Linked DNA regions of Mus musculus: region 1 is linked to region 2. The links are chromatin loops, found by intact Hi-C in ENCODE. Cell type or tissue: left cerebral cortex. All regions are shown on one strand.

Region 1 (5,000 bases), 71 kb before region 2:
ATCGCGTATGCATCTCTGTGCGTTGTCCATACCCATACACATGTCATAGAGACCAAAGGAAGATGCTATGGGTCCTTCTCTGTCACTCTACCTTGTTTCCTTTAGTCAAGGTCTCTCATTAAAGTTAGAGCTTAGCCTATTGGTTGGGCCAGCTGGCCAGCAAGCTCTCAAAATCTGTCTCCCCCTCCTCCACAGGCCTGAGGTTACAGGCATGCCTGTCTATAACTGGCTTTTATGTAGGTGCTGGGGATCTAAACTGAAGTCTTTATGCAAGCACTCTTTTTTTTTTTTTTTTAAATCAATGGTATGTATGTGCACTACATGGGAAACTGTTGCCTGTAGAGCCAGAAGTTGGACTTAAGGATGATTATAACTTAGCCAGGGTCATCTGTAAGTGTAACATATGCTCTTAACTACAAAGCCATCTCCCTAGCCCTACCTATGGTTAATTTTGTCATTTGTTTTAAGATAAGTCTGGCAATGTAGCTAGCCTAGGTTAACTTAAATTTTTTGTTATAGTTTTCTATTGTCTCAACCTCGTAGTATGCCTTCCTTAGCCTCTGGGGTTCTAGGATTAGTAGGCATGTGCCACCATGCTTGTCTTAACTAGGGATGGGATCTTGCTGTGTTGTCCATGATGTCCTCAAACTCCTGGATCAAACTCAAGTGATCTTCCTGCCTCAATCTCCTGAGTCTCTGGGACTGCAAGTATATGGCAGAGACACCGAATGTCCCTGGCGATGGAGTTACAGGTGAGCTGCCTCACATGGGTGCTTGGAACTGAACTGGGAACCTCTCTAAGAAGAGTATGCACTTATAACCACTGAGCAGTGTCTCCAGCCTATGCTTGCCTTTCAGTAGCAAAGATTCGATCTTCATTTATCCAACCATAAGGCCCAGTAGTTTAGAAAGGATATCCATTTCTGGTTCTCCCAGTCATCTTATTCTTCTTAAAGACAAGATCCTGGGTAGCTTATGCTGGCTTCAGAATCACCATGTAGCCAGGGATGACTTTGAACTCTTCATCTTTGTGCTTCTACCTCCCACATGCTTAAGCTACACGTGTGTGCCACTGTACATAGCGCTCTCCCTGAGGTGACTCATCTTGCATCTTCAGTCATGCACTTGATTATGTGGCCCCTTTTATAAGTAGCAAATGCTACAGATGACAACAGTATATCAGTTGAACAACACCAGGCTTTGTGAAGGGGACATGAAGAACATCTGGCTGGGATATAAGATGGCTGTGCATAAGGAAAGAGGTTTTGGCGGAAGGTGGAACTCAGCAAAAAGAGAAAGCATTATTGCATGTATCCCCTCTCATGCCGCTCCCTGCCCCAAGGTAGATGTGGTTCCCTGTCTGCTTGCCTGCTTCTTTGACCTACATTAGTCAGATTACCTGTCAGTTTTCTTCTGAGGTTAGAGGTTCAGTACTTCCCGCTGCTGGTTTCATAGAAGATATGTTGTGTAGTTCTATGAAGTTACAGAAGGTGGGATGCTAAGGGGCTCTTTTATACAGATGTTATGTAGGTAGGTTAGGGGAGATGCTGTCTACCGTGTTGTATGGTTCCAGGTTGTATCTAGTAAGAACTTTTACACATTGGCTTTAGAAAGTAAAGTTGATTGGGCAAGAGAGTATGAGGTATGGGTAGAAATTCTTTTGGAGACAGTGTGGAGCGCTGGTCATAGGGGAAGGATTCACTCAGTACACATTTGGTTTTGTTATAATGAAACGTTTCAAATAGATGAAAAAGTGTGGGCTGAGTAGTATATTAAATCCCTCTCTTGTCATCTGTTTCAGTGATCATCTGTTCTTGGCCACTCTTGTTTGATTTATAGTCCATGGATGTTCATCTTCCCTTTTATTTTATTTCTCAAATTCCAGATATCACACTCTTATCTGTAATAATTTCAAAATGTATCTCTGAAAAATTTGTCTTCTTTAAAAAAAACAAACAAAAAAAACAAAACAAAAAACAAAACTAAACCAGGATGACAAGATTGCTCAGTGGGTAAAAGTATTTGCCACAAAGACTTATAACTTGAGTTTCATTCCTGGGACCCACGTTGTGGGATTGAGAATTGACCCATGAAAGTTGTCCTCTGACTTCAACACTTGTACGGTGGCATGTGTGCTCCCCAGTAAAAAAATGTAACTTAAAAAAAATATATGATTGGAGATATGGCTCAACGGTTAAGAGCACTGATTGTTCTTTCAAAGGTCCTGAGTTCAAATCCCAGCAAACACATGGTGGCTCACAACCATCTGTAATGAAATCTGATGCCCTCTTATGGTGTGCCTAAAGAGAGCTACAGTGTATTTATATGTAATAAATAAACATAAAAAAACACCCTAATCATAGTATCCTAATTTATCATACAATTATAATTCCTTAATATTGTGATATATGTTTTCAGCATCTTTGGCAAAAATGTGTCTCTTAGTTAAGGCTGTTATTGTTGTTATTAGAACACCACAGTCAAAAGCAACTTGGGGAGAAGACTTCTTTCTTTGGTTTATGCTTCCACATCACTGTTGATCATTAAAGGAAGTCAGGACAGGAACTCCAGCAGGAGAAGAGCTGCCGCAGAGCTCAGGGAGGGGAGCTGCTTACTGACTTGCTGCTCATGGCTTGCTCAGCCTGATTTCTTATAGAACCCAGGACCACCAGCCTAGGGATGCCACCAATCATAGTGGTCTGGGCCCTTCCCAAAAATCACTGATTAAGAACATGCGCTATAGGCTTGCCTACAGCCTAAGTGTACAGAGGCATTTTCTCAGTTGAGGTTCCCTCTCAGATGACTCTAGCCTGTGTCAAGTTGGCATAAAACTATCCTGTATAGCGCGCTTTCAGAGACAGGTCCCATGCCTAGAATGGCTTGGTGGGTGAGCTCTGTTGGGAAGACCAGGAAAGGCCTCACGATTCTGCCAGCAGGTTCTCCCTGACTGCAGAAAAGAATGAGGAACATACGTTTCTGGGAGTGGTGTGAAAATGGAGGTAAAAAATATCTTATTTTAATTTGTTGGTGAGTCACTGTTTAGTATGCGTCAATGAGCCTCTTTCTGCTCAGACTGGGAAAAGCAAGCCATCTTGTGCTTGTAACATTCCCCAGGGTGGATGATGAGGCTTTCAGTGAACCCATGGCAAGAGCCAGGTCAGACTTGAGGCATTTCCATGCCCCAGATGACTGCTCCTGGCTCATACGCTAGGTTTTTGGGAGGGTGAAGGTAGATTAAAGGAGTCAGACCTTTATACAGTGTTTACTTACACGGTGCTTTTTGTTTTCTTTTCTTTTTTGGGTTTTCAAGAGAGGGTTCCTCTGTGTAGCCTTAGCTGTCCTGAAACTCACTCTGTAGACCAGGCTGGCTTCAAACTCAGAGATCTGCCTGCCTCTGCCTCCTGAGAGCTGGGATTAAAGTGGTGTCCCACCACTGCCCGGCTTGCTTGCTTGCTTTTCTTTTTCTCCTACTATAATAAGCAGATTCAGTTGTATTTGTTGTTACATCAAAGTGAGAGAGAGCTTTCTTTTTATAGTCTGCTGTCGTACTGTAACTGTTTCCTCCAGTTTCCTGCCAGTCTTTATCTGTAAGCACATTCCTTTGATCAAGCTCCTGTAGAGTCAGCTCTGTGCTGACTAACAGCAGTGGATTAGCCTGGGCAGCAGATAGTGGCCTGAAACCTTTTCTGCTTTTATGGGATGAGATAAACAGACAGATGTCCTCATTCTTTGCGGATGGCTCCATGCTAACAGCAGTCCAACAGTGTGATAGTGTCCCATCCACCTATTCTTATGTGAAAGATGTTTGTCTACTTGTGTCTTGTGTTGAGTGTAAGCTGACTTCCTCCTGCCAATCACACACCGTGCAGGCTTTGTGTAGGACTGGTTGCTTTCCCTCTTTCCTTAGAATACCTTGTGCCCTGTACATGTTCTCACATCTATGCATATTCACTATAGCAGGCTCTGAGCTATTGGACAGGAACAGTCTCACCCAGGTATGAATGCCTTCCTGGAGTGCAGGTTAGCACCTAGAAGGCAGTTCAGTAAATGTGGATGGTTATGTGTGTATGAGGCATCTGAGGCTTTCTGCCATTGCTTTCCCAGTCGTGGCCCATTGTTGGAGCCATCAAGACATGCCAAAGAAAGTCATGGTGTGTGTTCATGGATGTGACTCGGAAGAAAGCTGAATAGAGAATATATTGCAGTGTGATAGAGAAATAGAGTTCATTGGTGGACAAAGAGGAAAAGCAAGGGTGTCTTCTGCATCTCCTGTAAAGTATACCTCAGAATAACTAAGTAGCTGCAGATTTTTTTTCTTCCTAAAATATTCTTGCTGATAAACATCAGAAAAAATTCTAGACTATTACTGTGTATAAACACTAAAGAATTAAAGGAACTGAGAACTCATAACTACACAGCACACAGAGGAAGAATCCTTGCCCCCCAGTTGAACCTAAATCCAACTAAACTTTTAGGTCTAGCTCACAGCTCCCAGGAAGTACAGGGAAGAAAGCATGGAATAATAAAGGGAACTGACTCAGTACGCCTGGGTTGTCTACGTCACAGGATAAGCTGCAAGGGGAGAGGGGAGAAGAGGAGTTTAGACTTAAAAGAGATGCAAGAGATTACATAACTGCAAACACAGGCCTTCATAGAATCTCGTTTTGGACACTAACATTCATTTTTGAGGTAGTTGGAGAAACATTTGGTTGTGGTTATGTTTCTTTTTTTTAATTTTTTTTTATTAGATATTTTCTTCATTTACATTTCAAATGCTATCCCGAAAGTTTCCTATACCCTCCCCCAACCCTGCTCCCCTACCCACCCACTCCCACTTCTTGGCCCTGGTTATGTTTCTTAAAGGTTCTTTTCTGAGGGCTGGAGAGATGGCTCAGCGGTTAAAAGCACTGACTGATCTTCCAGAGATCCTGAGTTCAATTCTCAGCAACCACATGGTGGCTCACAACCACCTGTAATGGGGTCCGATGCCCTCTTCTGGT
Region 2 (5,000 bases):
GGCCGCCCCGCCCCCTCCCGTAGCTCGGCGGGCTGATCCGAGTGCGCAGGCGTGGTCGCGTCCTCCCCGCCCGCCCGCCCGCCCGCGGCGCCCCCTATCCTCTCTCGGCGGCTCCGCGGCGCTCGCCACAGCGCGTGCAGCCAGCCAGCGAGAAGGCGCGAGCGGCGGCGCAGCCTGCAGCCTCCCGCCAGCCGGCGAGCCAGTGCGCGTGCGCGGTAGCGGCCTCGGCGGCGACCGGGAAGCGGACGGGCGGGCGAGCGAGCGAGCGAGTGAGCAGGCGGTGTGGGCGTGCGAGGCGAGGCCGAGTCGCGAGCGACATGGGGGATCGAGAGCAGCTGCTGCAGCGGGCGCGACTGGCGGAGCAGGCGGAGCGCTACGACGATATGGCCTCCGCCATGAAGGCGGTGAGCGCGCTGGGGAGCCGGGCGGCCGGGGGCTGCGGGGCGGGGCGGCCCGAGCCTGGGCGGCGGCTCTCTCCCTACGCGCCGCCACCTTTTGGGCGCGGCGGCCGCTGGACTCTCCGTTTCCTGCGGCCTGGCCGGGGCGGGGTCTCCCCGGGAGGCCTCTCGGTGGCTGGCGGGCGGGGGTCGCCGTGTCCTAGCGCAGAGCCCCGGTGGGGGAGGGGGTGCCCGAGGAAAGGAGGAAGTCGCGTTCCTGCTTCTAGACCCTTCTGCCGGACCTGGGCGAAAGGCGCTTTCCTTCCACCATTCACCCACTTGTAATAAAGGCTCATCCGCGAGTGGAGACCCATCTCCTGGTTTTCTCTACTACGACCGGTTTGGTTTGCTTGTCTGAAGTTGTTTTTTTCCCCCACTTTCCACACCTCGGGTCTGGCTTTGTGTGGGAAGACCCCTTTCCAGCAGTCCTGGGCGTGAAGGAGGGTGTGGGTCCCTGCATACATCCCAACGGTCCATGCTGCGTGCCTTCCTGGAGATGAAATGAAAACGAAGCAACCCTGGGGGCCTTTGCATTCCTGAGACCCTCAGAGATGGATTCTGGAGCTTGATTTCCGGTAAAGGAGACCTGCCCAGCCACACCCTAGTCAATAGCTTAGCCTAGAGCCTACCTGCCTACCCAAGACTTTGGAGTTCTGTTACCACATCACTATAGACAACTCTTCACATCATCCTGGGTTTTTTCTAAAAGAATATTTCTTGTCAAGGTCACACAGTGGCAGAATTACAACTGTGGCCACCTAGCTCTTAAGACTAGGGAGAAAATTTCCTTGGATTCCACCTTAGACTTCTAAATACATAAACATTTTTGAGGGTGAGACCCAGAAATCTGCATTTTAGCAGCCCTTGGGCAGTTTTTAGCTGACCTAAGTATTAACTGCCCTGAATTGTAGCTCATATGACCTATGGCTAGTCTTTGAAAGGCTTTCTTAAACCCACATACTCCATACACATTTAATTTGGAAATTGTATTTTGATACTACATGAAATAGAAAATTGAGGCCAACATTTAGGATTTTCTCAGGTAAGAACAATAATCAAGTTAGCTTTCCTCCAGGGTCCTTGTACACATTCAGCAGGATGTCTCTGGAATCCAGCAACATCACAGGCAGGCCATTTGTTGATTCCTTGGTGATACTGATTTCAGCATTATGGTATGCTTTTCTGGTTAGAAGCATTCATTTATACCAGGGAACATTCTAGGTTTGGGGTATGAATTTTTCTGAAGAAATTGTGGATTCTTTGAGAAAATGAATTTAAAATAACAGTTTTGCAAAATTTTTTGGAAACAAGACTGATATTACTAAAGTGTACCCTGAAAGCCACCTCTATCCACACACCAAGTCACTACTAAATGTCTAAATGTTTCTGGTATTGTGCAAGTTGAGGCCTCTCCCTGAACAGCTGGCTTAGGGGGCCTTTGCTCCATATGTGAGTGGGCTTGGAGGTTTGGGCAGTTTAGGGAGGACCTCTGAAAATGAAGAGGATACACAGTAAAGGGGAAATGGCCATCAGATGTCTGGAGCTATCAACTATCCTGAGGTGGGAAGAAAGGAAAGACTAGAGAGAGATTATAAGAAAAAAACAATTTTAGCAGGAAAAAAAAGAAAAGGTTTCTGGTGTGTTTCTAAATGGCCTTGAAGAGTGTTCTGCAATTTCCTGCTTGTATCCACAGATGTTCTCCGAGGCATTGAGGAAACATTTTGCAAAAGCTAATGGACCTTTGTGTTTGAAATTTATAATCTATGTCTAAAATGATTCATCAGTTGGAAAAGATATCAAACATTGAGAATTTAATATTTGTACCATCAAATTTATGGTAAAACATTCCCTCAAATAAACTGTTAAAAACGAGGAGTATTTTCTATCAGAATTCATGTTTGTCCCACCTGTATTAATGGGATGTACTTTTATCTCATTTGCCTGTTGGTATAGTTTGTAGATGAAATTCTTTTTTTTTTTTTTTTTTTTTTTTTTTGGTTTTTCGTGACAGGGTTTCTCTATGTAGTCCTGGCTGTCTTCGAACTCAGAAATCCACCTGCCTCTGCCTCCCAAGTACTGGGATTAAAGACGTGCACAACCACTGCCCGGCGTAGATAAAATTCTTAATAAATGTTAATGAGTCACCCATTAATAAACCTTAATTAAGCTTTTGGGAAGAGTGAATTCTAGTAAACTTATATTGTTTGCTTTAATTTTTCCCCTTTTAGATAGGGTTTCATGCATCTCAGGCTGGCCTCAAACACATTAATAGATGAGGTTGGCCTTGAACTCCCGATGCTGCGGCCTTAACTGTCAAATGCTGGGCTCACTGGTGCGAACCACCGTGCCTAGCTTATCTCGGGGTGAATGTGGCCTTGCTTTCAGGCAATTGAAAGGCAGGTAAGTATGTAGTTCTAGAGAGTGAAACAAGACACTGGCTGGATGGGATGATCTGAGGCCATTGTTCTGACTTTGAAAGTTAGTTCTCCTGGCTTCACGGTCTCTCAAGTATAAAAGTAGGAATGTTTGTACTACAAGTCATTTTTTGGTCTTTAATCTTCAAGGTTTTCTCTCAATTTAAATGGTTTAATCATATTGCTATAATGTTTCTTAATCCAGCAGCGTCACCTGGAGGACAGTAGTGGTAAACCTTAGGGATTGTGGCTGGGCTTGGAGCTCAGGTGGTAGGGAAGTTGGCCTAGTATGTTGAGGGCCCAGTTTTGATTCCCCAGCAACCTTCCCTCAGTACATTAGAAATAGTGGTGTTCCTTCAGATGAGTTGAAACTCAGTATGAAAAGTCAACACATGCTTCTGAACAGAAGCTCAGTAAAGAGACCTTTAAGCTTTTCCTGATCTCATACCTTGCCAGGTTGGTGGGGTTTAATGTGGACTCTGAAGCAAGCTTATTAAGTGGGATGAAATGTTACTGTAGAAGGACTAGGATATCAGGAAAAAGGGAAACTAGGCCTCCGGTGAATATTGGTAGGTAGAGAGGTGGGCATAATTCAGTCGCTTCTATTCCGGAATCAGTTATATCAAAACATAGGTGGTCATTGTGAAATTATAAAATAAAAACACCGTGTCGTACAGTCTTAGAGTCTCACTGACTTCAAACCCAGGATCCTCTTGCTCGGGCCTCCTGAGTGCTTGGCTTACAGGCTGTGCAGTCACACCCAGCTGCTGTAGTCTTAGTGTTGGCAGAGCATAAAGAGAAATGTTGGATTTGATGACTATGAAATTCAGGATGCAGAAGTGCATTTAAGGAAACATGAGTTGGACAAGAAGAGGTAAAGGCTCTTGTTGCCAATAGCTGGGAGATTGTGAGAAATGGGAGAAGCAGGTGCTGTGTAAAGGTGAATGCCCCGGGGAAGGCATAATCCTATGCTTTTTTCTTTTTTCTTTTTTTTTCCTTTTTTTGAGACAGGGTTTCTCTGTATAGCCCTGGCTGTCCTGGAACTCACTCTGTAGACCAGGCTGGCCTCGAACTCAGAAATCCGCCTGCCTCTGCTTCCCAAGTTCTGGGACTAAAGGCGTGTGCCACCACTGCCTGGCCCTGTGCAATTTTAAAGGTGTAACAAAAACTGACAATATGACTTGAAATTCCCTAAGTGGACCAAACTGGTCTCTGCCTCCCAAAGTACTGGGATTAAAGGTGTGAGCCACCACTCATGGCTAGTGTGAAAGCCACTTTAGTGCTGTTTGAAATAAATGAAAGCTATGAGAGACTTGTTTTCCACTAGCTGGGCACTGAAGTTGTATCTTTACTATAAGCTGAGGAAATAGTGTAGTACTACACCTCCCCTTTAGAAATGTGTTAGGGCCAAGTCTGATGGCTCCTGCCTATAAGCCCAGCACTTGAGCTTGCATAGTTATTGTGAGTTCAAGATTAGATTAGTTACTCAGGCGGTCTAAAAACAGTAAAAAGTTTTGGAGGAGTACCCCAGTGTTTTTGTATTGTATTCAGCAAGTTTATGGCATTTATTGGTTTACTTTCTAGGTGCTTTTTGGATGGGAGCTGTTAGTCTATGTACTTACTGTTTGATTTATACTAATACTTTGTGCTAGGGATCAAACACAGGGCCTTGTGCGTGCTAAGCATATGCTCTACTGCTGGTTGACCCCTCGGCCCTCATGCAATGTCAAAACAGGTGTTTGCAGATACTGTTTGTAACAGCACCATTTTACAGATGATAGATGTCTAATAGTTAATTTTGTCTTGGTCATGTAGTTGTTCCTCGCGTGTTGTACAGTGTCCCATGAAGTTACAGGATAGTTTGACACATGTTCTGCTGCACTAACCATTGTCCCAGTGACTTTCTATAAGGGCACTTACTGAATGTATCTGCCAAGTTTGATTAAAAGTAGAATCTACTAGTTGTGGCTTTGCTACAGTAGACAAGTATGAAGAGGAAGTATGTAGGTCTGAACTTTTTCTGTTCTGAAGGTCAGGGGTCTTTATCACAGTAGTGTTTAAGAATTGCTTGAGCTGCTGTTCTGGCTGTGAATTGTTCCGTTGTACTTGTCAAAGCGGTAAGATGGCTTAGTTGGTAAAGTGTGTCTAT

Evidence for each region. A loop is a pair of places that touch in the nucleus more often than their neighbours do. Peaks named below come from ENCODE experiments on the same cell type or tissue, not always from the same donor. Only the 100,000 strongest peaks of a DNase experiment are listed, where the experiment ranks them.
Region 1: a loop joins it to region 2, with 5 times the contacts of the local background. A loop is called at or near these places in 6 of 42 quality-filtered maps.

The regions. Positions count from the first base shown.
Region 1 is chr5:32,947,263-32,952,262 of GRCm38, forward strand. The region is part of intron 31 of Depdc5 (DEP domain containing 5); the gene reads left to right. Among named protein-coding and RNA genes, the nearest start is that of Ywhah, 69 kb to the right of the region's middle. In left cerebral cortex, no CTCF peak of the experiment used is centred here; DNase peaks (open chromatin) are centred at 2,975, 3,656 and 4,582; H3K27ac peaks cover 1,804 bases.
Region 2 is chr5:33,018,751-33,023,750 of GRCm38, forward strand. It overlaps Ywhah (tyrosine 3-monooxygenase/tryptophan 5-monooxygenase activation protein, eta polypeptide), which reads left to right and starts at 66. Exons shown (of 2, transcript NM_011738.2): 1 at 66-404. The coding sequence starts at 318. In left cerebral cortex, CTCF peaks have their summits at 126 and 3,075; DNase peaks (open chromatin) are centred at 619 and 3,087; H3K4me3 peaks cover 5,000 bases; H3K27ac peaks cover 4,047 bases.